Linked DNA regions of Homo sapiens: regions 1, 3 and 4 are each linked to region 2. A link is a contact called in ENCODE Hi-C or POLR2A ChIA-PET data. All regions are on one chromosome and are shown on one strand. The core of a region is the stretch at or near the end of the contact, and the rest is flanking DNA. Distances in the headings are between cores, read along the strand shown.

Region 1 (3,275 bases), core at 336-2,835, 1.8 Mb after region 2:
TGTCTCTGTGAATCAGCCTCAAGCCGAGACTCTGCATTAAAAAATATATATATTGAAAGGTTCGTGGTGAGGCTGCCGAGTTAATGCTAACAAAGGACTTCAGAGGGCACTGTCTTTCTTTGTTTGCAAGGAGCGAAATTTCTCGGCGCAAATACCAGGAAGGAACAAGGATAAAGGAAAATGAAATTAGAATGAAGAACTGACAGTCTTGGTTTCAGCAGTCTGGACTCTGGAAGCGCCATGTGGGGCCTCCTTAGCCAGTTTAAATCGCTCCTGCGCCTAGTGTTTTAAAGCAAGCTGGGAGGCGAAGCGCGGGCGCTTGGGGACGCGGGGACCCGGGGACGGAATAAACTCTGTCGTGGGGCCCTCACTCTCGAGCTGCAGAGCTGGGACATTGTTGCTAAGTGACTACGAGCCAGGCAATTCACATCTCCCTGGGCCTCGGTTCCCCACCTGTAAAACAAGGGGGCTGGACCGGTCATCTATCCCGTTCATTTATAGACTTAGCTCCAAATACCGAATAAAAGACAGATATTTTAACTCCCAGTGGAAAGACAAGCCTCTAGTTGCAAAGATAAATGGGATTCGTAAAAGTGATCACCACGCGAGATTATTTTTCGAATCGCCTTCCCTTCTCCTGACACGCGGGACTATTAAACGTGTGTGTGTGCTGGGCCATTTCTTTACTGAACTCCAAACTAACACCACCGAGCGATAAAAAACAGGAGAAGGTGATGGAGGCTTAATCGCTAGGAGAGGAGGCGGCGTGGCTGCTGCTTTGAGGAGTTCACTTTGAATCAAGCGGCCGCGGCGATTGGCTGAAAAGCACGTGGTGCGCGCCCCGCAGGACTGCGCCCCGGCTGCCCCTGCAGTCGCCTGGCTTAGGGCAGAGTCCAGCCGGGGGTGCCGCACCCACTGGGGAGTGGGGAGGGAGGACACATAGGAAATGCCTGGGGCTGGAGTCTCTTTGGCTCTCTGCCAGCAAGAAACTTAAACGTCCTGGCTTGCTCAACCCGAGTGTCCCTAAACTGTCCAGACTTTTGCCCGTCCATTGCCACTATCTCTCCCCACTCTGGGTGTCCTACCCAAGGCGCTGTCTATGCGTGCCCAGGGCCTGTCCTGCGGATACCCAGCTCGCCCCTTGCAGCCCTTTTTAGAGCATCTCGCGGGCTCTGGCATCACCAAGCGCACAGCCCCGGGCTGCGCTCCCCTAAGGTGGGTCCCTCAGATCCGGGGCTGTCCATTAACCAGGCTGGCCCAAAGAGGCGCAGACACTCGAACCCGGGAAAACTTATTTTATTCTCGGTTCCCGGGGTTGCAGCTGCCAGCGGCTGAGACAGTGCGTCCGCTTTGTCTCTCTGCACTCCCCGCAGCCCCCCTCTCCCGCTTCCTCTCCCGATTAACTCCCCCGACACGCTCTTCTCTAGCTCCTCTCCTCCTCCCACTCCTTCTCCTCCTCTTCCTCCTCCTACACCACAGGCCGCGCTAATGCGCTTCCTCCCTCCCCCGGTGTCGGTCTCTTTGCATACGCGCCCCCTCCCCTCCCCGCCGCGCCACTTATAGCGGGGCGCACGGCGGCGGGGCGCAGACTGCTCTGGCAGCCGGAGAGGAGGCGGTGCGGCGGTGGCGCTGCGGAGACCCGGTCCAGACGCCTGGCGGCCGCCGGCACACAAGGCGCTTTCTAGCTCCCTCCCCCGAGCGCACAGCCCGCCTCCTTCCGCGGCGCCTGCAGTGGCAGGCTTGCTCTGCCCTACCGTGACGCGCTCCGGAGACGCTCTGCGGGTCCTGGACACCGGGTCCGCGGCGTGGGGACGACAGACGGAGGCGAACGCCATCGGTAGCCGGTCCGCGAGCCATCGTTCGGGGCGCAGTCCTCTCCCCGGCTGGCCCTCCTTTCTCCGGGGCATTCGCCACCGCTTCCCTGGGCTGAGACGACCGGTTCGTCGCCTCCTTGCCCGTGACCGTCGCTAGAACTCAGTTGTGCGTTGCGGCCAGTCGCCACTGCTGTAAGTTTCCCCCACTGCCCCGGACCTGTTGCAGGCGCTGCGGGCTTCAGGGGCTGCTTCGGCTGCAGGGGTGTGTTCGCGAGGGGTGAGCGTGCTCCGAGCACTCGGGAGCTTCGACTAGAGGGCAAGGGGAGCTCTTCTCGGTGCGGAGATCACGGTGCCCGCCGCTGCCCTCCCACAGCAGGCAGAAGCCGGGCATCGCCGGAGAGGTCGACCGGCCTCCCCTCCGCGGTGCAATGTCTGGGGCGAGCCGCTGGGGAAGCGAGGAGCCGAGCTAAGGATACAGTCAGCCTCTCTCCTCTGCGGAAAGCAGCGCTTTCCTGGGGGTGAATGTCGCGCTGCGTCGCTCCCCGCAGCCTCCAGGGCCGAGCGCGCGGGATGGTTGGCCCACGTTGCATCCTCCCCGGCTTGGAGGAAAGTTGGGGCCATGCACAGACACCCTGAGTGCGGGCATGTTCACTGCGGCGGAAATGTCTATAGAGAATGAATGAAAACTGCTTTCTGAAAAACTAGTTTCTTGATCTGTCGTGTTAACATTATTAGTTACAAAGGATAGGAATTGGTGGGCCTGGAGATGAAACACTGAATTTATCCACATGCGGTTTGGTGTCACACAGGCATGGCCAGCTTGTTAAATAGCGTTGCAAGTGTTAATAAAAAGACTCTGGCAAGAAGCTACTTTTGTTAACAAGATCTTTATAATGTTCTATTGTTACCGGTAATGTAAATGCCCAGAAAAAAATCTGCTTAGTTTCTCTTTTGATTGGATTGAGATCAGGTTCAAAACCTGGAGAAGGGTGCGGGACGCTAAGCATTGGAGGCAGAGAGCCTGAGTTAGGAGCATGAAGTGAACTGAAGTTACTGTAACTGAAGCCCTTTTGATGTTCACAGTAATAGCAGCCCTTTCTCTGTCTTCTTTGCAGACGTAGGTTAAGTACATGTGTGCATTTTCTTGGCCACTTACTTGGTATGCAAATGTGATTTCTCTGGGGGCTTAAAAATGCTCGAAAGATGATTCATTTTATGTTGAAGGTGTGTTCAGTGACTTGTATACATGGTTTCTGCTGATATTTTGAGGTTTGCACAGTTTTAAACCAGAAAGCAAGTATTTCCTCTTGGGTTTCCAAGTTTACTTTTTATTTTAATCAAACATTGTTGCAAGAATGTTGATTGTGATTTTGACTGTGACGTGCTTTTCCATCTGGGTGGTATCCAAGATGACAGGCTAGGCTCTTCCTTCTGGCTTGTTGGGCCAACCTGGAACATACA
Region 2 (2,962 bases), core at 318-2,817:
CGTTCCCTCTTGAACCCAAGAGGCTCTGCTGTCTGTGTGGTTTACCAAAAGGCAAAAAGCTGGGTCTCAGTCAACTGCTGAATGCATTAGAGTACAGAGGCTGTAGTCCTCAGGCCTCCCCCTCACTGCAAGGGTAACACAGGAAAGATAACCTCCCATCTTTGACACGCCAGCGGGGAGGAGGGGAAAGAACCTACACAAGTTGAGGAGCCCTTTTTCAGTTAAGCAAGTCAGTGGCCTTACGCACCATCCAAAACCACACACACACACAAACAAAACACCCTGCTGAAGGTATCACCACCTTAACCCAAACCTGGTACCTCTGCCACCAAGGCCAGCCTGGGCAAAGATTAACCTGTGGTCTTCGGCCTTGGGTTCACTGACAGGGCCACCTTGGAGAGACAGCAGGCCAACTTTCTGTTTGTTTTAAAGGAAATGCTTCCTGGCACATGTTTAGGACTCTGAACTCTGCACATGAAGCCACGTGGTTGGTGTTAATCTGGCTCCATCCACTCACGATCGGCCAAAGCAACCTATTTCCGAGGGCAGCCCCTGGCTGGGTAATCGACACCATCTCGTTCAAGTCACGCGGGCTCCCGCCGGATTCCCCGGAGCCTAGTGCCGCGTCCTCTCCACACAGCAATCCTCCCGCGCGAGGGGAGCGGGGGGGAAAGGGGTTGGGGGGTTTCAGAGGGGAGGGACTTACACCTGTGAGGCCAATGGCTCTAGCGGGTCAGGTGAAGTTCGAGGGCGCGGGACAGGAGGAGACTCCCGCCCTTCCAGTCAAGCCGGCTTTGCACTAGCAGAGTGCGCCGGCGCCCTACTTGCGGTGCCCACCTGTAGCCACAGCAAACAAACTTTCCTCCCCTTCTGGGTTGGAAGAATCCGGTGCCTTACGCCACCCCCTGGCCCAAGCCGGCGGCGACCCGGAGCTCCGCGGACTCCTCACCTGATACCCCTAAAATCCCAACCTGGTCTGTCCCAGAGCGCAATCCCCGCACTGCCCGCGCACCCCGTTTGGGTATGCGGAGTGGAGGGTCTGGGTTGCCAGCTGGATATTAGGAATTGGGGGGCGGGAGGAGCGGGGGGACGCGATTCACTGCCCTTTGCAACTCCAGCTCCCAACTTTGCCAGCCGCGCAGTTGCTGCCTTCCAATTTCCTCTGCGCCGCGCAACCGGCTCCCTCGGCTTCTCCAACGCCGTCCTCGGGGAGGGAGCTCCCCAAGGCCAGCAGGAACCCCGCGCGCCCGGCGCACTTACAGCCATAGCGGGGTCTCTGCAGCGACGGCAGCTCTTCGTGTGGCATCCTGCGCGTCTCCGGGGGCCCGCCCGGGGCGCGCCCCCCGCGGCTACCCTCGCTGGCCAGGCTCGCGGGCTCTGCGCCCCGCCGGCGCGCTCGGATCCCGCCTCTCGCCGATTTCCCCTAGCCGCCCGAAGATCTGCGACCCACTCCCTCGGTGCTCTCTCGCCAGAGCCAGCCACGGCCGCCGCGCGCTGACACTGAAGTAAAAGTGAACTCTCCTCCCTCGCTCCCTGGCCGGTCGCCGCCGCCTCCCGCAGCAGGTTTCCTTTCTCCTCCAGCCAGGCCCCGTTATTCACCGCGGTGGGAGCGCGCGCCGAGACGCAGCGACCCCTACCGCGTGTCGGGCGCAGCGCCCAGGCCGCGTGGACCCGCCCCTTCTCCCCCGGGGGAGAGGGAAGGGGCCGAGAGGGACGCTGGGCCGGGACCCCCTGCAGCTGGGGCCCCCGCACAGCTGGTGGCCTGGGGGTGGCGGCCACCCCGCCTTATTTCTCGCTTCTGGAGAGTTTCGAGGGTGGAAGTGAACCAACGCGGAGAAGTGCAAGAAAAACCGCAGAAGTCACAGGGAGCCCTTCGTGTCCGGGGTGTTGCTCAGTTACTGAGGGACAAACAGCGCGGTTCCTTTTCCTCTGGGGAGATTTCACGTTGACTTTTGTTCTTCTTCTTCGTCTTTTTGGTTTTGTTTTTTTTTGTTTTTTTTTTTTTTTTGCTTCGAAAGTTGCTTCTGTCACTTTTTGTCTACAAAATAACAGGGTTCCCCTTATGACAAGAAACTGAGTGTGTGTGTGCTGGAGGAACAAGATAACCCAAGGCAACCACTCAAAACACAACTGCGAGTCATCCCCCTCCCTCCGATCACCTTGTGCCCGCCCCCGCCCCAGTGTGCAGAGCCTTCTCTCAAGCCCAGCTGGGGTCGCAAGCCACAGAAACCTTTTCCGGCTAAGCTTTTAAGGAAATTAAACTGCATGTGGCTGTTTTGAAATCGGGGTTTTCATGCGGTCGCCAGGAGCTATTTTTCTCTTTGTGTCTCAGCGTGATAAAATCTGGAGGGAATGCGGGACGCTTCCGTACCTGTGCCCTCACCTATTTGACAATTGTGGAATGTGTGGGTGACCCGATAACAGGAAAAACAAACTGAGGGAGGGCGATAAGAAATTATTTAGAGCCGGGCGCGGCGGCTCACGCCTGTAATCCCAGCACTTTGTGAAGCCGAGGCACAAGGATCCCTTGAGCCCAAGAGTTCCAGACCAGCCTGGGCAACATAGCGAGACCCCGTCTCTCCAAAAAATGAAAAAATAATATTAGCCGTATTAGCCGGGCGTGGTGGTTGCGCCTGCAGTCCCAAGCTACTCAGGAAGCTGAGGTGGGAGGATTGCTTGAGCCCGAGAGGACAAGGCTGCTGTGGGTTGTGATTGCACCAGTGCACTCCAGCCTGGGTGAGAGTGCAAGACCCTCGGAGGCGGTGGGGGGATGGAAATTATTTCGCTGAGGAAATGGTGGCATAGTGACACTAATCATTTTTTATTATGCAAGGATACAGAGGATGAGCAGCTGTTTTCCATTTCATATAGGAGACGCAGTCCTTCTCAAACTTGTTGAAACTCACATTCTTGGGCCCCACCCTCAGAATTTCCGACTCAATGGGTCTGGGCTGGTGCTCAT
Region 3 (3,253 bases), core at 665-3,164, 1.2 Mb after region 2:
TTGTAAGTCATTTTGTTTTAGGTTGCAGTTTCCAAGACCCTACCGACAGACATTAAGTGAGGACTTATTGCACTTAGCTTGTTACCAGCTGTTTGGAGCAAGTACTGTTACTAGTGGAGTCATCTTTCCCTCTGGGGCAAATGGAGCCACTCACCACCATTTACTGGGTATGCATCCCCCAATTCCTGTGAAAGCAGAGTTGGATAATTAAAAGAATGGGTGAAGTGGGCATAGTGGCATGAGATTGTAGTTCCGGCTATTTGGGAGGGTGAGGTGGGAGGACAGCTTGAGCCCAGGAGTTGGAGATTAGCTTGGGCAACACAGAAGAATGCGCTAATGAATTAATTAAACAGTGGGTGAGCAGGAAAGGTGATAGGAATTTAGGTCTGATTTAGACACGGAGGGTATAAATGGACTACTGTTAAAAAAAATAAAAAAGAGGTCTAGTTCTTTGCATATTTATTATTGCTCTGCCTAATTTACAGAGTTGAGGCGAGGAATTTTATTTAAGTAAGTTACTTATTCAAGTAAGTTTATTTTTTTATTTTTTGAGACATGGTATGACTCTGTTGCTCAGGCTGGAGTGCGTTTGCTCAATCATAGCTCATTATAACCTCAAACTCCTGGGCTCAAGCGATCCTCCCGCCTCAACCTGAGTAGCTGGGACTACAGGCCCATGCTACCATGCCCTGCTAATTAAAAACAAATTTTTTGCAGAGATAGGGGTCTCACCATGTTGCCCAGGCTGGTCTTGAACTTCTGGTCTCAAGCAATCCTCCTGCCTCGGCCTCCAATGCATTGAGGTTACAGGTAGAGCCACCACCCCCAGCCTCAAGTTAAGTTTAGAAGATAATCACCAATCAAGCATTTTAAATAGCAGTGGCTTGAATATACATAGTAAAAACACAAAATAATAATAATGATAATAATGGCAAAGCTACTCCATATAGTGAAAAGGGCAATGAATTGGGAAGTCAGAAATCTCTAGCTCCATCCATTTATGACAAAACTTAGACTTTATATGTGCTAGATGCTGGAGACTCCAAGGTGAATACTAAACACTTGCTATGGGAAAACAACTTGGTCTTTTCTTGAATCTTCTTCTCACTTGGCAAGTGGAAGCTCACTTGGCTTTGTTTTGAATTAGTTTGAATTAAAAATGTTCAACTAGACTGAAACACATCAAATATATAAAATTCTAGTACTTCATTAAAACGCAATTGACTACTTTTGGAGGTTGCTAGGCATTACTATTATTATAAAAATTGATAAAAGAGGAAAAAATAAAGCATTTATCCTGCCTTTCCTGCATAATCTGTATTTCAGGTAACCAAAGCGTTGTTGAGAGAAAAAAAAAATGCAAAATACATCACTGAGATTAGTTGATGAGCTAAAACTTCTGATAAACGTATCTGTTTTGTCTACCTCAGAGGACACTTGAGGAGAGGCTGTCAAGGGATTAAAGGGAAAGGAAGCACTTGGTGGGCTGCAAAAACTCTCTTTAGGTCTAAGGTCGCATTCTGGCTCCAGAATGCCAGGGCTGCTGGGGCGGGCAGGAGCTGACAGCTCTTCCCGTATCTGGGGCTCACAAGCATCAGGTGCATGGCAGGTCACCCTCCCGGCCAAGGGTGTTAAGCAGGCTCGGTCTGAGTTCTGGGTGCGCCACGCCTGCCTTTCTGGTCTCTGCAGCAGCAACCCCAGCACCCTCAAAGCCTAGCGACCGAGAATGAGAAACCGTGAAAAAAACACGCAGCGGCAGGCCACGCCCAGAGTAGGCCTGCGCGCGCGCGCGCGGCCTCCCACTTCCGGCCACGGGAGCTGGGGGCGGGGCCGAGCGCTGCGCAGGGCTCCGTCGTGTGGCGAGCGGCTGCCCCCTGTCTGCGACGAGCGGCGGGACCCGCGGGCCGCCTCGCAGACTGCTACCCCGCCGCGCTCGCGGCCGCCTGCGTCCTCCTCAGCAGCCCTGCGACAAGTCCCGGCTCCTGCTGCGATTATATTATTTTTATTTTTAATTCACAATTTCCCCTGGCCCTCAAAGCGTTTTTTTGTTTGCGGGCAAGAGGGAGTTAGAGGAGGGTAAAAAAGACTTTGAATGTGAGGCAAAGATGGAGGAAGGCGTCCAGGCCCCAGACTGGGACAGTGATGAAACTGTGATAGAGGGTTCAGTGACGGAGAGCGACCTGGAAGAAAAGGAGCTGCCCTGGAGAAGGTGACCATCATTAGGGCCACAGTGCCTGAACCCTCGCGCCAGGGCGGCCCAGGTGCCCTCTGAGGGGGTCAGAGTTTTGAGTGGAGATCGTGACCAGAACATGTGCTTGTGGGCAGGATCAGAGCCTTGTGGGGCAGCCGTGCCTGAGCTGAGAGCTTGTAAATAAGCAAACACAGTCTGTTCCCACCTACCCCCAACCAGCTAGGGATAAAATGAGGTTTGTACTAGGTGGCTTTATAGCATTTTTCAAAAGGCTTTCCTTTTGGGGGCTTTAAGTCTTTTTGCACAAGCAAAAAAGATCTTGGGTCTGAACTTAACTGCATTTTGTTTCAGGAGACTTCATTTTGCTTCAAGAGACTCGTAGCTCAGTTCTAGGAAAATGGGTAACAGTTTCTCTCAAGAAAAGAATGTGTGATGGGGAAACTGGTCCCTGCCAAACTGGAAACGAATAGTTTTATACGAATCCAAAAAAGTCGGTATTTCAGGTTATCGAAACCTTTCTCTAACATATTCTCTGTGCTAGACACAGGGAAAAGAGGGCAGGGATGAGGCCACTAGGTCTGCTTCATATGTGCTCAGGGCTGTGTCTGGGACTTAAGTTGGATCGTACACAGAATTAGGTCATTCTCCTTTCCCTCTCTCTCTTCTCCAGGATTCTCCTGCCCCCTTTCCTCATCATACCCACTTGCCAGTTCATATGATCAGAAAGACAGGTTTCTTTGAGTGTTAGCCTTTTCACTATACAGCAGTTCCTTACAAGGGGGACAGCCTTTAGCACAGAGTTAAGAAAAGAGAGAAAAAAGGGGGATTCTGTCCACACTTTTCAGGCAATACCGATCCCTTTTCCCAGTTCCTCTGGTAGACACTTTCTCTTGAGTTTTATGTTCCCCAGTTGCCATGGTTGGTGTCTGCTCTGAGGCTAGGGCCAGCCTTGGGGCAGGGCTGGGAGGTGAGAGAGAAAGCAACATAAAGCCCTGGGCTTTGTCCTATACCTTCTGGCATGCAGGGGTCATTTTCCTTGGTCTTCTGGATAAAAATAGGTTT
Region 4 (3,311 bases), core at 396-2,895, 1.1 Mb before region 2:
CTTTCTTAGCTGTCCTAAGAGGAACCAAGGGAGGAAGTGTTCAACCCTGGACCAGTGCTTTAAAGCATCAGCAGAATGTCCCTTACATCAGAGTAATGTGGCATTGGGCAAACCCTAAAGAGCATGGGGCAAACCCTAAAGAATGTGGATAATCAGAAGAATAAAATGTAGGCTATTTGGGCAACCACATTGTCTCACGTGAAGATATTCCTTCCAGAACTGAACTCCTGATGTCTCTGAGTTTTGTTTTACTTAAAGATAAGTCCCTCTTTCCCAGGGGATAGTCTCTGTTTTGGTCTGTCTTCAACTGTATGCAGACTGCAATTTGGGGCTAGCACACAGAAGGCAACATGCTCCTGATCCTTGGGAGTGTGTTCTTGCCGAGTGCACTCAAAAGGAATACAAAGATGAATTATAGGAGATCCGAGTTCCAGAGGGACTGTAAGTTTGTGTAGCTGCTCACAACCAACTTAGCTTAAAGTGGGATGTATGGCTCTCTCTTATTGGTGACTGGGACATTATGCCTTGTCCCTCCAGAGCAGCATTTTATGTGATTCCTTTCTGCTTCTCTAGTGCATCTGTGTCCAATACATGTTTGCTGAATTAATGCATTAGTTGGGACATTTGTAGATTCCCTACAACAATTTACTGCTAGGAGGATTATTTGAACCTAATACATATGCAAATATATATATTTATACTTTTGCAAACATGATATGTATAAGTAGTTCCTAGACCAGTGATTTTCAGACCTTGCTACTCATCAGAATCACCTGAGGAGCCTTCCCAAAACCCCGATTCCTACGTCCCAACCACAAAGATTATTTTAATGAGTCTGAGGTGGAAGCCAGGAATCTACATTTTCAAAAGCTACCCAGGTAATTCTGATATGCAGTCAGCATAGATAACCACAGCCCTTTGACTACCTAAGAAAATGTAGTAGTCAAAAAAAGGTATATGAACTGCCTTCTATTCTTTAGGGAGATTCTATGTTAATATAGCATACGGTCAAGAACACTACCAATGTAGCCACTTCCTAGCTGTTATCTTTAGACAAATTACCTAATCATTCAGAGCTTTAGTTTCTTGATGTGTAAAATAGAGGATATAGGTTTACCATGAGGATTTATGTAAAGCCTTAGCACAGTAGCTGTACTATAGCACACAGTAAATGTTGGCCGGATTTATTCGGCTGTACACATGAGCCACTGGATTTGTCTGGATGCAGAAGTCTACTGCGGTACACCTTCTTCAGCAAGCTCTTGGGAAAGCAGGGGAGATTTCCTGGTACCCTAGGAAGTGGAGGATACTAAAGCCATGTCACAGGGAGGGGCATTATTCTTCGTGCGCGCTTGCTCGCCGGGGTCGGGTTGCTGCTCCGCGCGCGTCCACCAGGGGCCGCTCGAGCTACCTAAGCTCCGTGCGCTACCCGGCGGCGCTCCCGCGCGTGCTCACTCGGAGCAGCGCGCGCCCCGCAATCGCCGCAGCCGCCCCCGCCGTCGGCCGCCGCACCCCAAGCGACTGCCCAAACTAAGCCTCCGTGGCTGGGTACGGGAGCGCTTTGGGGACAAAAATTCTCCCTCAACTGTGGTCTGCATTCCTTCGGCCCGTGGGCTGATCTGGGGCGGGAAGTATTAGCGTCTCAGTTGCGCTGCAGCCGGGGAGGAAGGAGGAGGCCGAGCCTGGGGCGGAGTTTGGGCTGACTGGGGCTGGACCGGGCAAGACGCCGCCGCTGCCCGGATGTTGCGATGGCTGATCGGGGGAGGCCGAGAACCGCAGGGACTGGCCGAGGTAAACCCCGGGTGGGTCTGCTCTGCGTCCGTCGAGCTTGCTGGAGGGGCGGCTTCGTTCCGGTTCGGCCTTCCTGGGTTCCGACCGCGGGGACCCGGGCGGAGGCGGGGCTGGCTGCTGAGCTCGTGCCACGCGCTGTTCTCACGACGGTGGGGGCGGAGGGCGCGGGAGCCGGAGCTCCTCAGACCCGGCGGGACCCCAGGCGCACCCTGGAGCTGCAGACCCCCGGCCCCGTCCCACGGCTAGCTGAATCGTGAGATCCTGGCTCAGGGACGCTCAGCTGGTCAGCAGTCCTATTGGGACCTGTGACAACTTAGGGCTTCTGGCTACCGAAACTATCTTCATTTCCACTTAAAAAGTATACGATTTAGCTAGAAACGAACGAGTTGTGACCGCAGCTTTCCACTTTTGGTTTATTTGAATTGGTGTCTCTTCCTGGCGTCTACTGATACTTGGTCAGGGAATATAAAATTAATTTACTTATCCAACAACCGAAAAAGGATATAATTATTTTTAAAAAGTAATCTGCTTCAAGGTCAAGAACATGATTTTCTAATTAACTGCTGTTTTTGGTTTCATAGTCACACTTTCTTCATGGGCCCGAATAATTGAATAGACCGTGTGTAATGAAATTTACATTTGAAATGTGAATAAAATAATTTTTGCAGTCTTGGAAATTTTGAGGTCCCAAATTTATTTCGTATGCCACACAAGAACTTTCATGCGCGTCCGTGTGAAGAGACCACCAAACAGGCTTTGTGTGAGCAATAAAAGCTTTTAATCACCTGGGTGCAGGCGGGCTGAGTCCGAAAAGAGAGTCAGCGAAGGGAGATAGGGGTGGGGCCGTTTTATAGGATTTGGGTAGGTAAAGGAAAATTACAGTCAAAGGGGAGTTGTTCTCTGGCGGGCAGGAGTGGGGCAAGGTGCTCAGGGGAGCTTTTTGAGCCAGGATGAGCCAGGAAAAGGACTTTTACAAGGTAATGTCATCACTTAAGGCGAGGACCGGCCATTTTCACTTTTGTGGTGGAATGTCATCAGTTAAGGCGGGGCAGGGCATTTTCACTTCTTTTGTGATTCTTCAGTTATTTCAGGCCATCTGGGCGTATATGTGCAAGTCACCGGGGATGCGATGGCTTAGCTTGGGCTCAGAGGCCTGACAAGAACAGAATTTGTGAATTGCATTTTATTTCTCATAAGAAGTATTTGTTTAGATTGTTAAAAGTAAGAAATTGGATTGTTGAGAGTAGGCAGTCTTCTCAATTTTAACTTCCGCATGTCTTTGCAGTTGACGGTATTGTCTGTTTTTAAAAATTTCTTATTTCAGATTAATCCTAAATCCTTGAGATTGTGGATTATTGAATAGCCATATATGGTATATACGACATTTTGGATAATTCTGTTTTAACCTGGTTCTTTGGTTAATCATGTTATTTGCTTAACCAGGTCTCCCATTCCTGGCAAGTTTTCATTGGAGGAGAAGCAGTTTATATAGTTTTCAAATTTCTCACCACAATCTCTTC

The links. Hi-C counts contacts between places; a loop is a spot of excess contacts on that map. ChIA-PET counts read pairs that join two places held with the same protein, here RNA polymerase II (POLR2A). Pooled maps may share reads with other maps.
Region 1: a loop to region 2 is called in a map of natural killer cell, with 5 times the contacts of the local background. The contact joins the promoter of ENC1 here to the promoter of IQGAP2 in region 2. A Hi-C loop is called at or near these places in 1 of 168 maps with a recorded cell type or tissue (natural killer cell), 4 of 37 single-sample maps with no recorded cell type and 7 of 50 pooled maps.
Region 3: a loop to region 2 is called in a map of naive thymus-derived CD4-positive, alpha-beta T cell, with 3 times the contacts of the local background. The contact joins the promoter of ANKRD31 here to the promoter of IQGAP2 in region 2. A Hi-C loop is called at or near these places in 1 of 168 maps with a recorded cell type or tissue (naive thymus-derived CD4-positive, alpha-beta T cell), 1 of 37 single-sample maps with no recorded cell type and 7 of 50 pooled maps. POLR2A ChIA-PET finds 5 or more read pairs at or near these places in 2 of 52 experiments (activated CD4-positive, alpha-beta T cell and activated CD4-positive, alpha-beta memory T cell).
Region 4: a map with no recorded cell type shows a loop between it and region 2 (12-fold over the local background). The contact joins the promoter of WDR41 here to the promoter of IQGAP2 in region 2. A Hi-C loop is called at or near these places in 3 of 37 single-sample maps with no recorded cell type and 9 of 50 pooled maps. POLR2A ChIA-PET finds 5 or more read pairs at or near these places in 3 of 52 experiments (CD8-positive, alpha-beta memory T cell, H1 and activated T-cell).

The regions. Positions count from the first base shown.
Region 1 is chr5:74,639,038-74,642,312 of GRCh38, reverse strand. It overlaps ENC1 (ectodermal-neural cortex 1), which reads left to right and starts at 1,585. Exons shown (of 3, transcript NM_003633.4): 1 at 1,585-2,006. It also overlaps a transcript of HEXB not described here. RefSeq lists enhancers at 1-599, 600-1,315, 1,777-2,136 and a silencer at 1,477-1,736.
Region 2 is chr5:76,401,890-76,404,851 of GRCh38, reverse strand. IQGAP2 (IQ motif containing GTPase activating protein 2) reads right to left here and starts at 1,567. Exons shown (of 36, transcript NM_006633.5): 1 at 1,261-1,567. The coding sequence starts at 1,306. RefSeq lists silencers at 1,256-1,365, 1,536-1,885 and an enhancer at 1,102-1,602.
Region 3 is chr5:75,235,539-75,238,791 of GRCh38, reverse strand. ANKRD31 (ankyrin repeat domain 31) reads left to right here and starts at 1,914. Exons shown (of 26, transcript NM_001372053.1): 1 at 1,914-2,209. The coding sequence starts at 2,106. LOC124901006 (a long non-coding RNA gene) reads right to left here and starts at 1,754. Exons shown (of 2, transcript XR_007058823.1): 1 at 1,426-1,754. RefSeq lists a silencer at 1,674-1,973 and an enhancer at 2,024-2,193.
Region 4 is chr5:77,490,650-77,493,960 of GRCh38, reverse strand. It overlaps WDR41 (WD repeat domain 41), which reads left to right and starts at 1,645. Exons shown (of 13, transcript NM_018268.4): 1 at 1,645-1,791. The coding sequence starts at 1,741. RefSeq lists silencers at 1,340-1,479, 1,920-2,139 and an enhancer at 1,260-2,183.